Regions from separate parts of the Homo sapiens genome. Here all the other regions are linked to region 3. The links are chromatin contacts, found by Hi-C or POLR2A ChIA-PET in ENCODE. All regions are on one chromosome and are shown on one strand. Each heading gives the region's core, a stretch centred on a gene start or an enhancer-like site at or near the end of the contact. The rest is flanking DNA. Distances are from core to core; before and after follow the strand shown.

What was found. Hi-C counts contacts between places; a loop is a spot of excess contacts on that map. ChIA-PET counts read pairs that join two places held with the same protein, here RNA polymerase II (POLR2A). Pooled maps may share reads with other maps.
Region 1: a loop to region 3 is called in a pooled map, with 11 times the contacts of the local background. The contact joins the enhancer-like site here to the promoter of SYTL3 in region 3. A Hi-C loop is called at or near these places in 5 of 50 pooled maps.
Region 2: a pooled map shows a loop between it and region 3 (7-fold over the local background). The contact joins the enhancer-like site here to the promoter of SYTL3 in region 3. A Hi-C loop is called at or near these places in 1 of 37 single-sample maps with no recorded cell type and 7 of 50 pooled maps. POLR2A ChIA-PET finds 5 or more read pairs at or near these places in 3 of 52 experiments (activated CD4-positive, alpha-beta T cell, activated CD4-positive, alpha-beta memory T cell and activated naive CD4-positive, alpha-beta T cell).
Region 4: a pooled map shows a loop between it and region 3 (15-fold over the local background). The contact joins the enhancer-like site here to the promoter of SYTL3 in region 3. A Hi-C loop is called at or near these places in 2 of 37 single-sample maps with no recorded cell type and 7 of 50 pooled maps.
Region 5: a loop to region 3 is called in a map of CD4-positive, alpha-beta T cell, with 4 times the contacts of the local background. The contact joins the promoter of ZDHHC14 here to the promoter of SYTL3 in region 3. A Hi-C loop is called at or near these places in 1 of 168 maps with a recorded cell type or tissue (CD4-positive, alpha-beta T cell) and 9 of 50 pooled maps. POLR2A ChIA-PET finds 5 or more read pairs at or near these places in 2 of 52 experiments (B cell and activated CD4-positive, alpha-beta T cell).

The regions. Positions count from the first base shown.
Region 1 is chr6:159,928,726-159,931,425 of GRCh38, reverse strand. No RefSeq gene overlaps it. Among named protein-coding and RNA genes, the nearest start is that of IGF2R, 39 kb to the left of the region's middle. Within about 2 kb of position 1,450, at least 4 of the 41 ENCODE cell types and tissues checked have a DNase peak (open chromatin) inside an H3K27ac peak, as active enhancers do.
Region 2 is chr6:157,463,691-157,466,390 of GRCh38, reverse strand. All of the region lies in intron 1 of ZDHHC14 (zDHHC palmitoyltransferase 14), which reads right to left. Among named protein-coding and RNA genes, the nearest start is that of MIR3692, 64 kb to the left of the region's middle. RefSeq lists enhancers at 1-209, 1,044-1,544, 1,545-2,045. Within about 2 kb of position 1,415, at least 3 of the 41 ENCODE cell types and tissues checked have a DNase peak (open chromatin) inside an H3K27ac peak, as active enhancers do.
Region 3 is chr6:158,648,793-158,651,492 of GRCh38, reverse strand. SYTL3 (synaptotagmin like 3) reads right to left here and starts at 1,439. Exons shown (of 18, transcript NM_001242394.2): 1 at 1,415-1,439.
Region 4 is chr6:156,697,080-156,699,779 of GRCh38, reverse strand. No RefSeq gene overlaps it. Among named protein-coding and RNA genes, the nearest start is that of ARID1B, 79 kb to the left of the region's middle. RefSeq lists enhancers at 689-928, 2,669-2,700. Within about 2 kb of position 1,364, at least 6 of the 41 ENCODE cell types and tissues checked have a DNase peak (open chromatin) inside an H3K27ac peak, as active enhancers do.
Region 5 is chr6:157,379,761-157,382,460 of GRCh38, reverse strand. ZDHHC14 (zDHHC palmitoyltransferase 14) reads right to left here and starts at 1,271. Exons shown (of 9, transcript NM_024630.3): 1 at 195-1,271. The coding sequence starts at 439. LOC124901446 reads left to right here and starts at 1,370. Exons shown (of 1, transcript XM_047419644.1): 1 at 1,370-2,700. The coding sequence starts at 1,760. The coding sequence ends at 2,650. RefSeq lists enhancers at 214-353, 1,112-1,723, 2,335-2,700 and silencers at 444-493, 1,004-1,893, 2,054-2,133.

The DNA of each region.
Region 1 (2,700 bases), core at 201-2,700, 1.3 Mb before region 3:
CTCCCTCCAGCCTCTGGCAACCAGCATTCTACTTTCTGTCTCTATGCATTTGAGTACTCCAGGGACCTCATATAAGTGGAGGCATACAGCATTTGTCCTGTTATGACTGGCATATTTCACTTTGCATATTGTCCTCAAGGTTCATCCATGTCATAGCGTGTGTCAGAACTTCCTTTCTAAGGCTGAATAATATTCCATTGTATATTTCACATTTTGCTGATCCATTCACTCGTTGACACGTGTTTGGTTTGTTTGCACCTTTTGGCTACTGTGAATAATGCTGTTATGAACATTGATGTATAAGTATGTGTACAAGTCCGTGCTTTCAGCTCTTTTGGGTATATGCCTATGAGTAAAACTGGTTGTTCATATGGTAATTCTATGTTTAACTTTTTGAGAAACCACTCCATGTGTTCACAGCAACCATACCGTTTTACATTCCCACCAGCAACTGGTATCTATGAGGGTTCCGATTTCTCCACATCCATGCCAACATTTGTTATTTTTCTTCTTTAATAACAGCCACAGGTGTGAAGTGGCCCACTGTGGGCTCTGGCATAAATTTAGCCTGAACACATCAAGTTTCTGCACAGTGTCCTTATTGAGACAGTGCCTCAGTTGTCACCCTTGTAGCCTTTTTTCAGCCCAGGCTTTCTCTCCTTTTCCAAACCAGTTTGTTTTTATTGGCTTTTGGAAGTTTCACCAGTTCTCAGAGAGAAGGTTTGTATTCTTTTGATAGAATGAGCTTAATGAAATGTCATAAGATCAGAGATGCAGAAAGAAACCAAGAAAGAGCTTTTTACTTTGATGTGTAGGAGTGTGAACACTGATGGGGCAGGAGCCCTTTCCAGTCTCATCTGGAGGCACAGCAGCAGGGGTGGCCTGGGCCCCAGTAGCAACTGCAGCATTGGCTACCAGTGGGCCAGTTGGGTACCAACCTGAATGTCCAATAACTGGACAAACATACTATGACCATAGAGTGTAATTTCATGCTAGCATTAAATATGCTTCAAAAACATATTTAATGACACAGGAAAGGCATATGACTTAACTTAGGTGCAAAAACCTGAATACAAAGCAGTAATGATGTTCAATATTATAAACATGCCCTTTAAAAGACTAAGAAAAAGTACATCAAAGTGTTAGCACTTATCTATGATATAGGTCACTTTTAAGTCTCTATTTTCCTGTTCCCAGATGATTTATGATAAGCATTTCACATATTTTAATCAGAAAACAAGAAAAACATTTTTAAGCAAACACACCAGTGGCTGTAGTGGGTGCACTAAACTGGCTGCTAGCCAGGGAAAGCACGTGGAACCGCCTGGAACTCTGCCAGGGAAAATCCAGAACGGGGATGGTGGCCGAGAGGATTCAGCTATTTTTATAACTGCTGCCACCGTTACCTGAGCCCTCGCTTCCCTCTCCAGCCTGGTGTGGTGTAGACAAGCAAGGGTGACAAAGAGTTTACAGCAAACATACAACCGCAAGCTCATTGCCACCTCGTAATAGAAAGAACCCCAGAATTAGGGAAAGCACCATTAGCTACTGAGATGTTTACTGATGAAAGACTCTCCTCTTTTTCCTCCATAGCAGTTATATAAATGAGCCAGACGTGGCCTCGTGTGTTGGCCTACAATGTTGTTTAGGCCTTCACAGCAGGCTAGACCACTAGCTCAAAGCCCACTGGCACCAAACTCAAATTCTTCCACATTGATTGCTTTAAATATAGTCCAGAGAAATCTATTTTTGGCAATTTGGAGCCTACCTACTTTACATAGCCCACAAAACTGTGCCCAACATCTGCTAAGCCACAGGTAAGATGAACCTTGTTCCTATGAACTACGCTGTATTAGTCTTTATATTAACATAATGTCATATATGTACATACATGATAGAATGTATATACAGTCATGTGTCACTTAACTACAGGGCTATGTCATTAGGCGATTTTGTCATTATGCAAACATCAGAGTGAAGGGTATTTTAAAAGTTATTTAAGTGGTACACCTGTACAGGGCACTTACCACGAATGAAGCCTGCAGGACTAGAAGTTGCTCTGATGTCAGTGAGTGAGTGGTGAGTGAATGTGAAGGCCTAGGACTGTACCGCACACTATGATAGACTTTATGAGCACTGTACACTTAGGGAACACTACATTTATTTCTTCAATAATAAATTAACCTTACTTTACTGTAACTTATTCACTTAATAAACTTTTTAATTTTTTTGTAACTTTTTGGCTCTCCTGTAATAATATTCAGCTTAAAACACAAACATACTGTACAGCTATACAAAATACTTTCTTTATATCCCTATTCTATAAGCTTTTTTCTATTAAAATTTTTTTTTCACTTTTTATTAAAGACTAAGACACAGACACACACATTAGCCTAGGCCCATGTAGGTTCAGGATCATCCATATCACTGTCTTCCAACTCCACATCTTGTCCCACTGGGAGGTCCTCAGGGGCAATAACATACATGGAGCTGTCGTCTCCTATGGTCACAATGCCTTCTTCTGGATGCCTCCTGAAGGGCCTGCCTGAGGCTGTGTTATAGTTAATTTTTTAATAAATAGGTGCACACTCTAAAATAACAATAAAAAGTATAGTATGGTAAATACATAAACCAGTAACATAGTTGCTTATTATCATTATCAAGTATTGTGTACTCTACATAACTGTATATGCTATACTA
Region 2 (2,700 bases), core at 166-2,665, 1.2 Mb after region 3:
CCACAATGGCCAGGGACGCAGGTATGGGCTGTGATCCTGTCAATGGGAGGGTGCTACTGTGGAGCAGATGGCCCTGTACAGCACGCACCGAGCTGTCCTTGCTGCATGGCACTTGGGGCCCTGCATTGCCATGGGAACCAGCATTGCTGGCAGCTGCACTTACCCAGGGAGAGGTAAGCCAGCATCACAGCAAGCCACAGGGGCCCTCTCCAGTCCTCCCTAGAGAAGCATGAGTGCGCTCAGAGAGGCAGCTGAGGATCAGGCCAAGGTAGAAGAAATTCTCAGGCTGTGGGGCCCGCCTGCGAGATGCCTATCTTCCCATATCTCTCTCTCTCTTTTTTTTTTCTTTGAGACAGAATCTCACTCTGTCGCCCAGGCTGGAGTGCAGCGGCACCATCTCGACTCACTGCAAGCTCCGCCTCCCGGGTTCAAGTGATTTTCGTGTCTCCGCCTCCCGAGTAGCTGGGATTACAGGCACCCGCCACCATGCCCGGCTAATTTTTGTATTTTTAGTAGGGACGGGGTTTCGCCGTGTGGGCCAGGCTGATCCTGAACTCCTGGACTCAGGTGATCCACCTGCCTCAGCCTCCCAAAGTGCTGAGATTACAGGCATAAGCTATCGCGCCCAGCCCCCACCTCTCTCTACCAAGTTCAGACCTCTGGAGAGTGACCAAGGCACAGAGGCCAACCTGCCCTCAGGGGTAGAATCTCCTGGTACGTGACATTTTAACGAGAGCCTCATGGCACTACACAGAAGACTGACCTTGAAGATTTCTTTTTTTTTTTTAGCATCTCTTGCTAAATAGAACGGCATTAACTATCCAGATGCCATGGTTCAATCCAGACTCCCTAGGAAAGAAGACTCTAAGTCATCCATTTTATTTCATTTCCCGTTTTGTGTGGTTCCTGGGGAGAATGCATTGTTATGGGGGTGGCCATTGTTTTAATGGGCTTGGGCATTTTTACCACACTCAGTAGGGACTTTCTGTCCCCCAAGGGATCTGATCTCAAGGAGACAATTCTCAGAAAAGCTCTCATAAATAACAGTGAGTCAGAACCACAAAATTAAGATGTTTTTAGTTTCAGAGTAGGCACCTAAATGTACTCTACTTGGTTTATGACAAGTTAAGTATAATCTGAAACTAACACAATCTAAAATGTAATGGCACAACAGGAGAACTGAACATGTTTGTGTTTTTCTAAAAAGAAAATTAAATCTTTTTTTTTCATTGGTTCAACCCAATAAACAACCATTAAAATGTAAAAAAAAAAAAAAAAAAAAAAAGGAGAAAGAGAAAAAAACACGCTGCTTTTTAGAATGTCACAGGGTAGGTTAGATGGCTGCAAATTCTTTGCTGCTCCCAGAACTTGCATGTGACAGAAGCACAAGCCTGGGTCTTTCAAGGCTGGCTCAGCTTTGGTCTTGGTTTCTTGGAACACTGGCCCTAGAGGCTGGTTACCCAAGACCACCCTGCTGCGACGAAGCCACAGCTGGCCCGCCCTGAGCTGCTCTGGTCACAGCTACGTACGAGAGAGATTTGTGAGGGAGGCAGCCAAGGGCGGACGGCCCTGGCAGCCAGGATCAGGCAGAAGCTGCATGAAATGGCCTAACCAGACAACGCCCAGCTGAACCAAGTCAACCCACAGAACCAGGAGATAGTAGAACAAAATTTGCTTCGGGTCACTAAGTTTTGGGGTGGCTTAAAGACAATAATAGATCATTAGAATAGGCAGGAAAAGAGAAAGTGATTAATTTTCATAGATTCATTTACAAGAGGGAAAAGCAGTTAATCTGGACCAATGATAGCTTCCCATACATTCACCCTAAAATCTACTTCATAATATACAGGTGTAATTTGAAGAGCACAAGTAACCATTAAATAAGTCAATAATATTTACTGAATACCTACTATGTACACAGCTAAGAAATAGAATATCTAATCAGGAATTATCTAATTTAATAAGTCCTGGTCTGAATGAATGAGGAAACTATGAACTATAACTCTTTTTAGTCAGAGGAGAAAAGGCAAATAAATGAATTATTTCAAAGTCCTAAGATGAAAGATACTATTCAGCATATATATTTAAGAACAAGGTTATCAAAGTATGTGTATTAAAATATACATGCAAACGGAATATTTCAGGTTGTAGTCTTCTCAAGAGCAGGAAGCAATTCCATCCAACCTCTAGAAACTTCAGAACTCTAAGGTTAAAGAAGGATTTTCAACATATACATGTAGTTGTCACGATTAAATACTTAAACATGGACTGAACTTCTATTACAGCTTATGTTTTTACCTTTGCTTACTACAACTTTTAAAAGTTTCATCATTAGTGTTAATTTATTTTATTTTATTTTATTTTTTGAGACAGAATCTTGCTCTGTCACCCAGGCTGGAGTGCCGTGATGCAATCTCAGCTCACTGCAACCTCCACCTCCTGGACTCAAGTGATTCTCATGCCTCAGCCTCCTGAGTAGCTGGGACTGCAGGCATGAGCCACAATGCCTGGCTAATTTTTGTATTTTTTGTAGAGATGGGGTTTCACCACATTGGCCAGGCTGGTCTCGAACTCCTGACCTCAGGTCATCCGCCTGCCTCAGCCACCCAAAGTGCTGGGATTACAGATGTGAACCACTGTGCCGGCTGGTGTTAATTTTCAGATCTGACTAATGAAAGGTAAAGCGGGGAGACATTGGGA
Region 3 (2,700 bases), core at 190-2,689:
CCTCAGCCTCCTGAGTAGCTGGGACTACAGGCGCCCGCCACCACACCCAGCTAATTTTTTTGTATTTTTTAGTAGAGTTTCACCATGTTGGCCAGGATGATCTCGATCTCTTGACCTCATGATCCATCCGCCTAGGCCTCCCAAAGTGCTGAGATGACAGGCGTGAGCCATCACACCCGGCCGAGAATTAATATTATTATATCCTTCTAGGTACTACTCACAATTGTTGTTATGCTTTCTGTTGTGCCAACAGCTACTATTTATTTAGCTCTTACTCTGAACCAGATAGTTTAAGTACTTTGCATACATTATCTCTACTAATCCTTATTGCCACATTATGAAGTAAATGTACCCATTCTACAGATGAGGAGAGTGAGTCTTGGAGTGATTAAGTAACTTACCTAAACTCACACTCTAAACTGGGTCTGTTTAACTCCAAAACCTTATGCTTCATTTAGGCAAAGCAGCTAAGTTAGAATCTCCAACTATCTTGGCTAAATAATCTTTTCTACACCAATTCTAATTTCTTTTTTTCTTTTTTTGAGACGGAGTCTTACTCTGTTGCCCAGGCTGGATTGCAGTGGCAGGATCTTGGCTCACTGCCACCTCCGCCTCCCAGGTTCAAGTGATTCTCGTGCCTCAGCCTCCTGGGCAGCTGGGATTACAGGTGCCTGCCACCACACCCAGCTAATTTTTGTATTTTTTTTTTTTTTTTAGAGATGGGGTTTCATCATGTTGGCCAGGCTGGTCTCAAATTCCTGATCTCAAGGGATCTACCCACCTTGGCCTCCCAAAGTACTGGGATTACAGGCGTGAGCCACCGCACCCAGCCCAATTCTAATTTAATAAATCTTTAATATCTAATGTGCACTTTCCTCTCATAGTCTCTTTCTTACCAAGCAATTTAGAGATTAAGGAAGCTTAATTAAAAGAAATTTAAATTAGACCCTAGCTAACTTTTTTATAATTCCAAAATGATATTTATGTTCCACCTCCAAACGAGAAATTACGGATGATCAAAACAATAAAGTCGATTCAGAGAGAGCAAAATAGTAATAAACTGTAAGTATAAGAATTTGCAAACCAAAGAAGAAAGCAAATGACACTCTACCCTTTAAAAAAAAAAATCACACCATATAGCTTTTGGATAGTGTTTTTCTGTTTTGTTTTGGTTTTTAATTAACTCTGAAGTCACTTCCACCATATCACTTAAATCATTATTATCTCAAATGTTAAATGTATGTTATTCAATAAAATTACAAGATATCTTTTATCTAATTTATTATGTTTTGTTTCCTACCTTTTCAATGTCATAAATTTAAGAAAAGTTACAATAACTATAATCTCTACCCACCCCACTCCCCCACTCCTAAAACGACCTGCTGCAACGGCCAGCCATGCCTTCTCATCCTACCTTCGCATCTGCTTCAAGAGAAGAGACCAGAGCCGGCTCTGCAGAGAAGGAAGTCAATTCTTCTTGTTAGAGTAACTGACGTATTTCTCTTCCCTTCCTGTCGGGCACAGGCTGACGCAGTGCACCCTGTGTGGCCAGCCTTACATGCCTCGGTGGCTACTCCCACATCACTAGGGACCCAGGGAGCAAAGCCACCCCAAAACCACATCAAGGAGCTCTTCTATGCCAACATTTTACATTTTTAGCTGGAGGAAAGACCAGGCTGATGCTGGTGAAATGTTTCACCCTTCCTAAGGAAACTCCCTACAGAGACTACAGCCTTCAAATATTCAAATGTTCTCACATTTGTGAAGGGTTTCACATTGACTTCAGTGTAAATGACTAACCACATCTCAAAGAACAGCTATTAACTCAAGAATAATTTACAAGAAAGGGGGACAGCCAGGCCAAGAGCGATGAAGATTGTAATGAAATCACCAAGGGGAACCTTCAAAATGCTGTGCGTGTACTAGGTAGTATTACTCAGCACCGTGAAGTGTCCCTGCCCTGCTAACTCAGGCATGGCCAAGGACTTGCTCTGGAGAGCAATAAGACAATGAAGTGTGTGCAAAGGTGCCACGTGCCACGTAGGCTTGGCACCTACCGAGCCAGTACTGGGGCCACCATTCATTCTCTTTCCCTTCTCTTTCCCTTGATGACTCCAGACACAGGCTGCTCCAGCAACCTCGTCTCAGCATGGAGAAGACATGAAGCAGAGCCATGGAAGATCCTTGATGGTCATGGAGTGTGAGTGGCAAATAAATGTTTGCTGTCATCAACCACTGAGAGTGTAGGGCCATTTGTTTCTGCAGCTAACCTAGCCTATTCTGCTGATGTAGTGTGTAGTGTTTTCACAAACACAGAACTGAGCACCAAACTATTTAATAACTACTATAGCATGAATATTTACCCATTGGAACAAATGCCAGCGGAGGCCCTGCTATACCACGAGTTATCCTTTAGTTATTGGATCTTGGGGATGAGGTCCCAGGGAAGGGGCTGCAGTCACCAGGATTGAGAGGAAGAGGGACCCAAGAAGCTCAGAGCAGCCACTGTTTCATGGGGTACAGAGGTATTTCAGCACAACTGTGCCTCCGCTTCCCAGCTCAATAGCAGATCTAAATATAGGCACTTCTTAGCTAATCTCTTTAGCTTTTCTCAGCACAGGACTCTCACTTTAGATATGTGTCAGCCAGAGTTTCTTTTCCTTTACAACATTAAATTCCTCAGCCATGAGTGTTTCAACA
Region 4 (2,700 bases), core at 115-2,614, 2.0 Mb after region 3:
ATCAAAAGCAACCTTTTAAAAACATTACAACCTTCATTTTATGTCACCCTCTTTTGGCAGATTTTGCCAGTGTATGTGTTTGTCAGACAAGGTGGCTTTTAGCAGCATTTCCCTTCAGCCATTTCTACAGAGTTGGGTGCTGACATTCAATAGATATTTATTGACAGACTATTTGAGCGCTACTTTGTTAAGACCCCATAACTCCTTATTTCAAGTTGACTGAACTTGACCTTATGGAGCATTTAAGACAGGCACTGACCAAAAAATGTATCTTTTCTGTGTCTCTTTCTATATTGTTTCCAAACAGAGACTGGTTGAGTCAGATATGTTTCTATGAGGCCATTTCCATCTACTAAATGGGGGGAATAGAACATTAAGTATGCAGTAAAATGCCTCTGTTTTTTAACATACAGTGTAGACGATTGAAAATAATGACTTACTTAATACGCTAATAGAGTCTCCGTGAATCATACTGTATACATAACGGTGATGAAAATGTTCAGGTTTGAAATTTCTCCCTTGCCAGAGAGGAAACCATGGGGGTGAGTCATGGTTTTAGTGATGACTGGCCTGGGGAAGTGAAATTGGAAAGCCACAGGTTAAAAAAGGAGTGAGGAGTGATTCCTTAACAGGAGTGCCATAGTCATAAACTCCAAGAAGGCAAGAGACAGTTCCTTATGCTGCTCACACCTAGGCAGGAACCTGCAGAAGAAGAGCTCCTGGCGGTTCACCTGCAGGAGAGAAATCCTGAAAGCCCAGGAAACCAAACAACATTTAAAGTCACCTATGGATTGGGAAAAGAAACAGGACTTCTTGCTGGGGGAAGAGCGATAAATGACTGCCTGTAAAGGGGAACACAACTGAATGCAGTCACTCAAGTGAACGAAATTCATTTAAGAGCAATTGGATTAGAGATGGAGATTTACATGGATGACTTTAAAGAAGAGAAGTGTGCAAGAGACAGGAAAGATGCACATCAGTCATTTGCTACAAAACTGTAAACAGCATTGTTAAGTGGGAAAATGGGCCACTAAATTGTAATTAAACTATGACGATAATGTTGTAAAATGTGTGCTATGGGCAAAGACTGATTGGGATTACATAGAAATTAACCTAGTTACTGTGCTCTTGGTAAAGTATTGATGTTATTTGTTTTCCATTGTTAAATTTTGTGGTGTGAACATGAGGGTGGGGGTGGGGAGAGACTATATATAGAGAGTTTAGTGTTAAGACCATGGCACGAGGAACCAGGAAGCCGTCTTTAAGTTTCACACGGCCACGCCAGCTGCGATTGTAACCTCTCTTGAGTCTCAGTGTCCATATATAGAAAGTGAGAATAAGAACACCTGCCCTGCACTAATGGGGTAGTGAAAGCACTTTGTAAATTTGAAAGTATTGTAGGAGATTTTTTTAAGGAATGAAGGTCTGGGTGCTATCTAGATGAGAGACTTAGGAAGTCCAGACCTCAAAAAGTTACACTGACTCTCTTTTCTTAGCAGTCACTGCGGAAGCTGGAGAACATGTGTTATCTCATTTAATTTTACAGTAAAACAAATTACAAACACTTATTGGGCATCTACTAATTGTTTCACTAACCAGGTTTTCCAATACCATTTATAGAACAATCTTCTTGTCCTCCATTGATCTGAAATGCTCCTTTTATCACACACCTGAGTTTATATTTGAACTGCTGTTTTACTGCTCACCGTTCTGTTTTAATTGTTGTAGATTGGTGACTTTTTTAATCTGGTAGGGTAACTTTTTATAGCTGTTGTTTTTTAAAAATAGGATCCAGGGCAGAGAGGGAGCTATTAAGGAAGATAACCAAGCTTGGACTCAAGGGAGTAACTAACCAGCCCAAAGGCACGTTGCAGTGTAGCAGATTCTTAGAAGACATTCTGGAATCAGAGGAAGCTTACTTCAAATCCTGGTGTATGATTTATCATCCACATGACCCAACGTATATCACTTAATTTCTTTAATCTCTTTCCTCATCTGCAAATTGAAGACAATATCAGCTACCTTGAAGTGTCCTGATGTGGATTAAAGTACAAAATGGATGTCAGTTTCTCTAGGACCATGCCTGGCACCCAGCTGTCACATCCTTCCCTTCCTTTGAAAGCGTTCCTACTGGTAGGGACATGGCTTCCCTTTCTTAGGTTTTCTTACATCTGCAAAAAAGGAAGAAGAACAAAGAATGCTCACAGCATTCTGCAGGCTTGTTTCACTGAACGGAGATAGATACATGGTAACTGTCTAGGGGATTTCAGCTGTGCATGTGTATTCTCTCCTCCCTGAACATGGCAGAGCAGAAGATACTGCATGCCATAGAATTCATGAAGGGCTCTGTCATTATCCAGCCATGAACATGGGATGTCAAACCAGGTAGGAGTGCTTGGCGGTACATTCCCCTTGAGGGGAAGTGAAAGGGGAAATTGCCCTGGGCCGTGAGAACTGGCTAGGGAACAGGTGCAGAGTGATGGGGCCTCTCTTCTCTGCCAAGTTTGGACTTTAAGTGATTTTGGGGGCAGAACTCACATTGATGACCTCCCTTTTTGTAGTTTCTTAGAGATTATTGAGTAATATTTAAAAATATTTGATGATTAGAGTGAAGACACGTCACATTGGGCCCCAGAGCAATCTTCCACCTCCAGGAGTGGCCAGGATGACTTTGGAGGGACACCTCTGTCATCTTTTCTC
Region 5 (2,700 bases), core at 22-2,521, 1.3 Mb after region 3:
GCCCAGAACGGCGTTCTTTCCGGGGGCCCAAAAGCAATCAGACCTTTAAAAGAAAAAAGAGGGAGCGCAGACTGGCATTATATAACAATTTACAGTAGATAAGACTTCTAGAAAACGAAAGCAGCCCGAGGAGGGGCGGGGGACAGGGGAGACCAGGGGAGTGCGGCGTCGGGGGAGCGGTCGCCACCACTTACTCGAAGGCGAAGAAGAGTCCGCTAGTGACCAGGATGAGGACGAGCGTCAGGTAGAAGACGCCCGTCTGCCGGGCCATCATGATCCTCCCGTTACAGAAGAACTTGTTTCTTCCCGGGAACACCTCCCATTTCCTCCGGGCCGCGATTTTCTTCTTCTTGTGGGGCGACTCCATGGGGGAGGAGCTGTGGGTGCTGATCTGGCTGTACTCGCAGTCTTTCATGGGCCCGCCGCCGCCGGGAGGCATCCACGAGGGCAGCCGGCTGGGGGCGCACACCCCCAGGAGCCCCCCGGCCGCGCGGGCCCCGCCGAGCCACGACCGCCGCCGGCCGCCCGGCCGCCCCCCGAGCCGCGGCGCCGCGGCCCCTACACGGGCTCCCGGCTCGGCGACAACTTTGCCGAGGACACCCAGGTTAACCCTCCGGGGAGCCCAACTGTCATAGCAGAATCCCCGCTCCGTGAGGGGACGGCGCTGGTCCGCAGCCCGCGGCAGCACTCCTCCGTCGCTTCCAGCCCGCGTCCCGGGGCGCGGGGCTCAGCCCGGCCGGCCCCCGGGTCGCCGAGCGCCCGCCCCCTCGCGCGGCTGCCCGCTCGGCCCCGCAGCCCCCGGCTCCCCGGCCGCGCCTCGGCTCTGGCCCGCCGACCCCCGAGCACTGCGCCCCGAGGGGACACGAGGCGGCGGCCCCGGCGCCGGCTTCCTCGGGAGCCACTTCTGCGGCGCGGCCAGGTTGGGTCCACTCCTTCCTCCGGCAGCGGATCCTCCCAGGAGAGAGCGCTGGCGACTGGGCGGCCGCGCGCGGCACCGGCAACCCCTCCCAGGGGTGGGGACAACCACGCACGTTTTTCTGTCAGGAGCCTCTCGGCGAGAGCCGGGGCGCCGCTCGCACCGCGACCCGGTGTCGCTGCGCCTGGCAGCCTAGTCGAATCCGCGGCCCCCGCGCGGGGATGCGCGGGCCGAGGGCGGCGGCGGCTCGCGGGCCGCGCGGCGAGGGCTCCCTTGCTCCCTCCTACCCGGAGGAAGCGGCCCCGGCGCGAGGAGGGCCGCGGGGACACAGCACAGACACTTGTTTGCAAGGCTCAGCCCGGCGCGCGCGCGGCGCTCCGAGTGGGTCCGCCTCCTCCGGGCCGGGTGGGCGGTGGCCTCGCGCCTCACCCGCGGCTCCTCCTCCTGCTCCTCCTCCTCCTCGCCCGCGAAGCCAGGGCACCGGCGCAGCGAGATTCCAGCCCCAGCCCCCTCGGGCGGGCGCCCTGGGGTGTGGAAGGCGCGGGGCTCCCTGTGGCATCGCCCAAGTAGGGATGGGGTCGGGCGCCCGCGGCCCCGCCGCGCAGTGCGCTCCTGGCCGACTTCAGTCCGTCTCGCGGCTTCTTCCGGGTTTATCCCGCGCAGCAGCTGCCGCCTCGGGACACGCTCATTCCCACGGCCACCGGCAAGCCACTCCTGGCGACTCCCCGGGACCTGAGGAGCCGCGGCGCGGAGGTGACCCTCCCCGGCCTGCGCCTCCCTTCTTCCTCCTCCCCAGCTGGGCGCGTGGTCGCGTCGCCCGGGGACTCTGGTGATGCCCGAGAAATGGGCTGGGGGTGCCGGGTGCCAGGATGGGGTGGGGCGGCCCTAGGCCGGCCTGACTTCGGGACCGGGCTGCGGGCGAGGGTCTCGGGGCCCGGCTCGGCCGGCTTCCGGGCCGAGAAAGAAGGGCAGAGGAAGCGGTCAGGGTCCCCTCCGGCCCCGGCCTCCCTCCCGGAGTATAAGCCCTTGGAGGCCAGGTTTTGGGTTGCTGCCGCCCAGCTCTTTCGGTCTCCACTTCTCCCCACGGACGTTTACAGCTGCTCGCTTTATTTCTCCCTCCATTCCCCCGTGGAGCCCCCTCGGCAGCGGAGGGGTCGCGTGCTTCTCCTCTCCCGCCTGCGCCTCCCCCCTTCCCACCCGACAGCCCAGGAGGAGCTGCGGGCGCGGCCCTGGGACGGCCGGAGCCTGGGGCTTCTGCTCGCTCGCGCCCTCCCAGGCGTTGCCGCGGGTCCGAGCCCCCGCAGAGGTGGGCATAGCCCCGGGGCCGCAGAAAACGAAGGCAGCTGGGCAGGGATGCTCAATTTCCCGAGCCCCACTTTCCTTTCACAGCCCACTGGGATGTGTAGTTCTTCCGCCCGCAGGCCTGCGCCGAGGAGAAGCACGACTCGGGGCCTTAGAAACTACAAGTCCCTGCATCCCCCGCGACAAGGGCAGGAGAGGCGTGGTGCTGGGCGTTCTGGGGCTAGGTGGTGGGAGATGGGAACCAACAAAGGGGGTTGTGGGGAACGGTGCCTTCTCTGTACTGGGCAGTTTGCACGTTACACATGTTCTTTGTCTAATCTTCGCCGGAACCCGGTGAGGCATTATTGTATCCAGCTTAGAGAAAGCTTAACTACTGGCCAAACATCACAAAGCTCCCAAGTAGTAGAGATGGCATCGAACCCAGAGCCCTAAGTATGTCCCTTACAAAGCGTGCCTCAGTGAGGAGTGTCGAAGGGGGATGA